Regions from separate parts of the Homo sapiens genome. Here region 2 is linked to region 1. A link is a loop called in an ENCODE intact Hi-C map of the cell type or tissue named here. Cell type or tissue: A673. All regions are shown on one strand. Each heading gives the region's core, and the rest is flanking DNA. Links, peaks and the distances in the headings are about the cores only. Region 1 overlaps FGF12 (fibroblast growth factor 12). Region 2 has its middle 9.2 kb from the start of ATP13A4.

Evidence for each region. Hi-C counts contacts between places; a loop is a spot of excess contacts. Peaks named below come from ENCODE experiments on the same cell type or tissue, not always from the same donor. Only the 100,000 strongest peaks of a DNase experiment are listed, where the experiment ranks them.
Region 2: a loop joins it to region 1, with 4 times the contacts of the local background. A loop is called at or near these places in 26 of 110 quality-filtered maps.

The regions. Positions count from the first base shown.
Region 1 is chr3:192,465,703-192,468,627 of GRCh38, forward strand. The region is part of intron 2 of FGF12 (fibroblast growth factor 12); the gene reads right to left. Among named protein-coding and RNA genes, the nearest start is that of FGF12-AS2, 48 kb to the right of the region's middle. RefSeq lists a silencer at 1,598-1,892. In A673, for the core only: a CTCF peak has its summit at 1,731 (motif pointing right); a DNase peak (open chromatin) is centred at 1,759.
Region 2 is chr3:193,562,660-193,565,584 of GRCh38, forward strand. It overlaps a transcript of ATP13A4 not described here. Among named protein-coding and RNA genes, the nearest start is that of ATP13A4, 9.2 kb to the left of the region's middle. In A673, for the core only: a CTCF peak has its summit at 1,559 (motif pointing left); no DNase peak of the experiment used is centred there.

The DNA of each region.
Region 1 (2,925 bases), core at 290-2,789:
CTCCCCGACCCCCACTCCCAAGTCAGGTAATTTCCTTGCATGCTCTGTCTCTAATGAGCTTCCTGGGAAGAAACATTGTATACATGTTACTGCGTTTTTTTGCTGCTGAAGAAAAGAGCACCCTCAGTGCTCCCTCAGAGGAGACAGAAAACATCAGAAGCCTCCGCATGAATCTCTACAGTCTCTGAGTATCTTTTCCCCTATTGATCCTGTTATATTTCCTTTCCCTGCAATAAACTTCAGTGGATAGTGCAACTATGCTTATGCATTGCTTAATGACTGGAAGATGCATCATCAGGCGATCGCTACTGTGAGCATTGTGCGATCACCACGGAGCATACGTACACAAACCTAGATGGTGCAGCCTCCTACATACCTAGGCTATGTGGCATAGCCTACTGCTTCTAGGCTACCAACCTGTACGGCATGCTACTGCACTTAACACCACAGCTGATTGTAACAGCAGTAAGTATTAGTGTATCTAAACATATCTAAACACAGAAAACATACGGTAAAAATAAGGTATTATAACATTATAGGATTACCATCATACAGGCAAGTCTCTTGTTGACTGTAATGCTGTTATGTCATTCACATGACGATATCTACTAAATCCTGTGAGTATTTCCAGCAAATCACAGAATGTATGCGTGGTCTTCGAGATCCTCAGGAAAGCACTTAAACACACACACACGCACTCAGAGACAAAATTAAACATGTAATAAATTCACACATATGCAGTGGCTGGCACCGAGCACAACAGGTATATACCTCTCAAATGTATTTGCTGTTTGCATTTACCAAAGGGTCCCTCCTCAGCAGAAGACGAAAGGGGTTCCTGAGAGCTCTCCATATCATTAACAAATTTCTTTGTCTCATCTCAATTTACTCCATAATTATAAAAAAGTAATAAGCATACTTATTGTGCTTGCAGGTTACCACCAATTTTACCTTAATTTTCTTAGTTAATGTTGGCAAATTTCCTGTGAGGAAGCTATTCACTAGCATAGATGAGGAAATGGGGGACAAGAGAAAGAAGGTCAGGGGTCTGATCAAGGTTAAATTACTTCACACTCACAGGGTATGGAAGAGTTGAAATCAGACCCAGTTATTAAAATCCAGAGCCCCTGGCTTCTCCTCATTATAACTAGTTCCCTCAAATGTGGTTTGTAGACAGACATTTATACCAGCAAAGAAGTTGCATTAGCCCTCAGCGAAATGAGAAAAAAAAGTAATATAATATCGCCACATATTTTTAGCTATGTTCTGCCTTTTTTTAGGGTTAAAATATCCATTTTGTTGGAAGATGATACAAACAATAGATAATGGCTCTTCTTATTTATAATTTTTAGGTTTTTTCTTAATTGTTTGTAACATCTGCATAGAGTAAATTTAAAAGAAGACGAATCTAGAGAGGCCCTGTGCAAAAGGTTTTAGAATTTTTTCAGTTATTCAAATTTTGTAGTATTCGAATCTTTTTCCTATCATCATATATGTCGGAAAATTAATTTCAACTGCATGGGCCTGGGTTCTGCTCCTAATTCTCCCACTGATCAGTAAGTAGCACAAGGCAGTTCACTCTCCCTCTATGGGCATCAGTTTCCTTATTAACAAAGGGATCGGCTTAGGTGAATTCTGAGGGATCTCCCACCTCCTTAGAGGTCTATGATTCTGTAAATTCCTGAATCTGTTTACTCTTTTGTTAGTTTCCCAGCCTTACAGTACCTAGAATTGGCCAGATGATGGCAGCAGAGTTCTACTTTAGCCAGACTGTGCGCCGAACAGGTGAGCGGGACGCCTAGAGCACTGTGCTGAAGAGGAAAACGTGGAAGGTTATATGGAATTACCATAATTAAGAAAGAAATATTCACAGGTTGGCTGCCTCTGACATGCTATGTCAAGAAACACAGCTACACTTACAGAGAGGAAGGTCTCTGTTTGTCTTTTAAAAGAGGACTACATGATTGTGAATTCCTAGCAATAGAAGATTCAGGCCCGTTTTAAAGATAAAAATACTAGGCACATGAAGAACCACTGAATGCCCAATGCCTCCCTGCTAGGAAATGGCAGAGCTCAAACTTAAAGACAGGTCTTCTGACTCCCAGGTCAATGTCCTACACTTAACATGTAGCAAAGCTGTCTCAGAGAACACATTTGCTTTGACATCTAGAAGAGGCTCTAAAAGAAGTCTTCAGCGGCAGGCACCGAGCACAACAGGCCATATACATCTCAAATGTCTTTGCTATTTGCATTTACTAAAGTTCCCCTCCTCGGCAGAGGATGAAAGGGCGTGGACCTTGGACCAGGGTTCACCAAGGACACCAATTTCCATGGTACACTCCCGACAGTGGGGAAGTCCTGACACGGAAATTCAAACAGCCCCCTTTTGCATGAATACATAAGAGACATGGAGTTCTATGACTAAAGAGTGGGTTTCCTGTCTGATGGTTTCAATGACAATCTTTTTGGAAAAATTGAAAGATGAGTAGCATTCCTGTATATCCTTAATCTAGCTCCCCTTAATGTTAACAGTTCACACAATCACAGTACAATTATCCAAACCAGCAAATTAACACTGGTACCATAGTAACTAAACTATAGGCCTTATTCATAGTTTACCAGATTTCCCACTGATGTCCATTTGTTATTTCAGAATCCTATCCAGGATCCAAATTGCATTTGTTGTCATTTCTCCTTCATCTCTTCCAGTGTATCACATACAACACTTTCTCAATCTTGTCTTTCATAATCTTGACACTTCTGCAGTATACTGATGGGTTATTTTGTAGACTGTCTCACAATTTAGGGTTGTCTGCTGTTTTCACATGATTAGATGGAGGCTACGCATTTTTTTGAAAGGATGCCACAAAAATCATGCTGTGTCCTTCTTAGACATCATATCAAGGAGCTGATGTTAATATGTCT
Region 2 (2,925 bases), core at 230-2,729, 1.1 Mb after region 1:
AGGAGTTCAAGACTATCCTGGCTAACACGATGAAACCCCATCTCTACTAAAAATACAAAAAATTAGCCGGGTGTGGTGGCAGACACCTGTACTCCCAGCTACTCGGGAGGCTGAGGCAGGAGGATCACTTGAACCCAGAAGGCAGAGGTTGCAGTGAGCTGAGATGGTGCCACTGAACTCCAGCCTGGTGACAGAGTGAGACTCCATCTCAAATAAAAATAACAATAAAAATTAAAAAATCATAGTGGTTGTATTATGGCTCTATCATGTGACAGCCATGAAAAATTTGGCAAGTTGCTAAATTATCCTAAGCTTCAATGTTTTCATCTTTGAAATGAGATATAATCCCGTTACTCCATGATACGGTATTGTTGGAAGAACAAATAAGATTGTATACATGCCCAGTCTCGTGTCAGACAAATTATAAGACATTTTTTAGGGAAAAAATAGTGTTAGAAGTTGAACGGTACTTGAGAATTTTTTTCTTCCCAAAAAAATATGAAATGGGGAAAAACACAATTGAACAGCTTTATATTAATCTTTCTTGTTTAAGAACAGGAAAGATTATACCTGGTTTACTGAAGGATTGCTTGAAGAGTGTCAGCCCATCAGGACAAGGGAATGCAGAGAAGGCCTGGCTAACCCACAGATCTCACCAGCCTAATCTACCTGCCAAAATGAGAGAAAATGAAAGCCAGAAACTCAGGGACCCAAATCTCCACTCCTAGGCCTAGTATCCTTTTACTAACTACTCATTCCAATGTTAAGAAGTCCACAGAAACCAAAGTACCCACAAATATCAATCACTGCTTAACAGTAAATGATCAACACATACTGATTTCATCCACTTTAGCCAGGTGAGGTGGCACATGCCTGTAATCCTGGCTACTCAGAAGGCTGAGCTGGGAGGATTACTTGAGCTTGCAAGGTCAAGGCTGCAGTCAGCTGTGATTGTGTAATTGCGCCACTGCACTCCAGCCTGGGCAATAGACTGAGAGTGTCTCAAAAAAAAAGTTTGCTTTGTAAACCACCGAATATATACCTAAAATGTTGTTTTCTTATTTTATTTCTTTAAGATTATTTATAGACTATTTCTTGTTAGGAAAAATATTTTATTTCTTAATTATTTATCATCTGAACAATGTATGACGTGCTAATATCAAAGAGCACTGGAAGGAGAGAGATTTACAACCAACCTCTGGCAACCTCACTGTCTAACTTGGGGCAACCCCTGCTGTTCAAAAGAGAGAAAATGAGAGCCAGAAAAGTTACCTTCTAACACTTCTAAATTAGTATTAGAAGTTGAACAGTACTTGAGAAATGTTTTCTTCCCTAAAAAAATATAAAATGGAGAAAAACACAATTAAACAGCATTATATTCATCTTTCTTATTTTTAGAATAAGAAAGATTATGCCTGGTTTACTGAAGGATTGCTCGAAGAGTATCAGCCTATCAGAACAAGAGCATTCAGAAAAGGCCTGGCTAACCCAGAGGCCTTGCCACCCTGGTCTACCTGCCTAGCTGGGCCTTGCTAGAAGCACTTGTGGCTGCCATCTACAGGCCTGCTTCCAGCCTATATGCCTTGTGGCAAAAGCTGCATGGCATTTGGCAGACTGGAAAACCATGCAAATATTCATGATCTGGGCAAAATCCCTAAATGAGGGTAAGCAAGCTGTTAAGAGAAATTCAACTGTGTCCTATGAAATGCATTTGCAGGAACTTATGAAGATGTTTATCTCAAGGAACAGGAGATTTAGGAAGTACAGGTTGGTCATCATCAAGTATCTGACTGTTTATCATGTAAGGTGGGATTGACACTAATCTGGTGATTCCAGGGTAAGAACTAGGATTAACAGGTGGAAACTGGTGCCTAGTAGTTAAGAGTAAAGGCTGCAGTCATCTTGACTGTGGTGATGGTTTCACAGATACACCATGACATATTTTATACTTTGGATATGTGCAGTTGATTTTATTTCAACTTCAATAAAGTAGAAAAGAGTATGAGCTATAATGTCAGATAGTTTGGGCTCTAATTATTGCTTAGCCACTTACTATCAGTGTGATCTAGAACAGGGATCCCCGACCCCTAGGCCTTGGACAGGTATTGCAGGAGGTGAGCAGCAGGTGAGCCAGCAAAGTTTCATCTGTATTTACAGCCACTCCCCATCACTCACATTACCCCCTGAGCTCCACCACCTGTCAGAGCAGCGGCAACATTAGATTCTCATAGGAGCACAAACCCTACTGTGAACTGCACATGAGAAGGATCTAGGTTGCATGTTCCTTATGAGACTCCAATGCCTGATGAACTGTCACTGTTTCCCGTCACTCCCAGATGGCACTGTCTAGTTGCAGGTAAACAAGCTCAGGGCTCCCACTGATTCTACATTATGTTGAGTTGTAGAATTATTTCATTATATATTACAATGTAATAATAATAGAAATACCGTGCACAATAAATGTTAATGAGTTTGAATCATCCTGAAACCACCGCCCCCGACTCCAACAGTCCATGGAAAATTTGTCTTCCATGAAACTGGTTCCTTGTACCAAATGGGTTGAGGACTGCTGATCTAGAACAAATTATTTAACCTTTAATAGATCTCCTGGAGTCAATATGAAGTTAGGTGAAATAATGCATATAAAGTGCTTAGCAGGGAATCAATGTGTGGCAATCATTTACTGTTAGGCAAACAATTACTGTTATTTTGGGGTACTTTTTCTTTGGTGCTCTCAAAATTGGAAGGAGTAGTTTAATATAAGGCTACTGGGCATAGGAGCAGAGAATTGGGGTCATGAATTTCTGGACCCTTTGAAAGGACATCAAAGAGTACTGGAAGGAGAGAGATTCACAATCAACCTCTGGCAACCTCACTGTCTAACTTGGGGCAACCTCTGCTACTCAATTAAGAGAAAATGAGAGC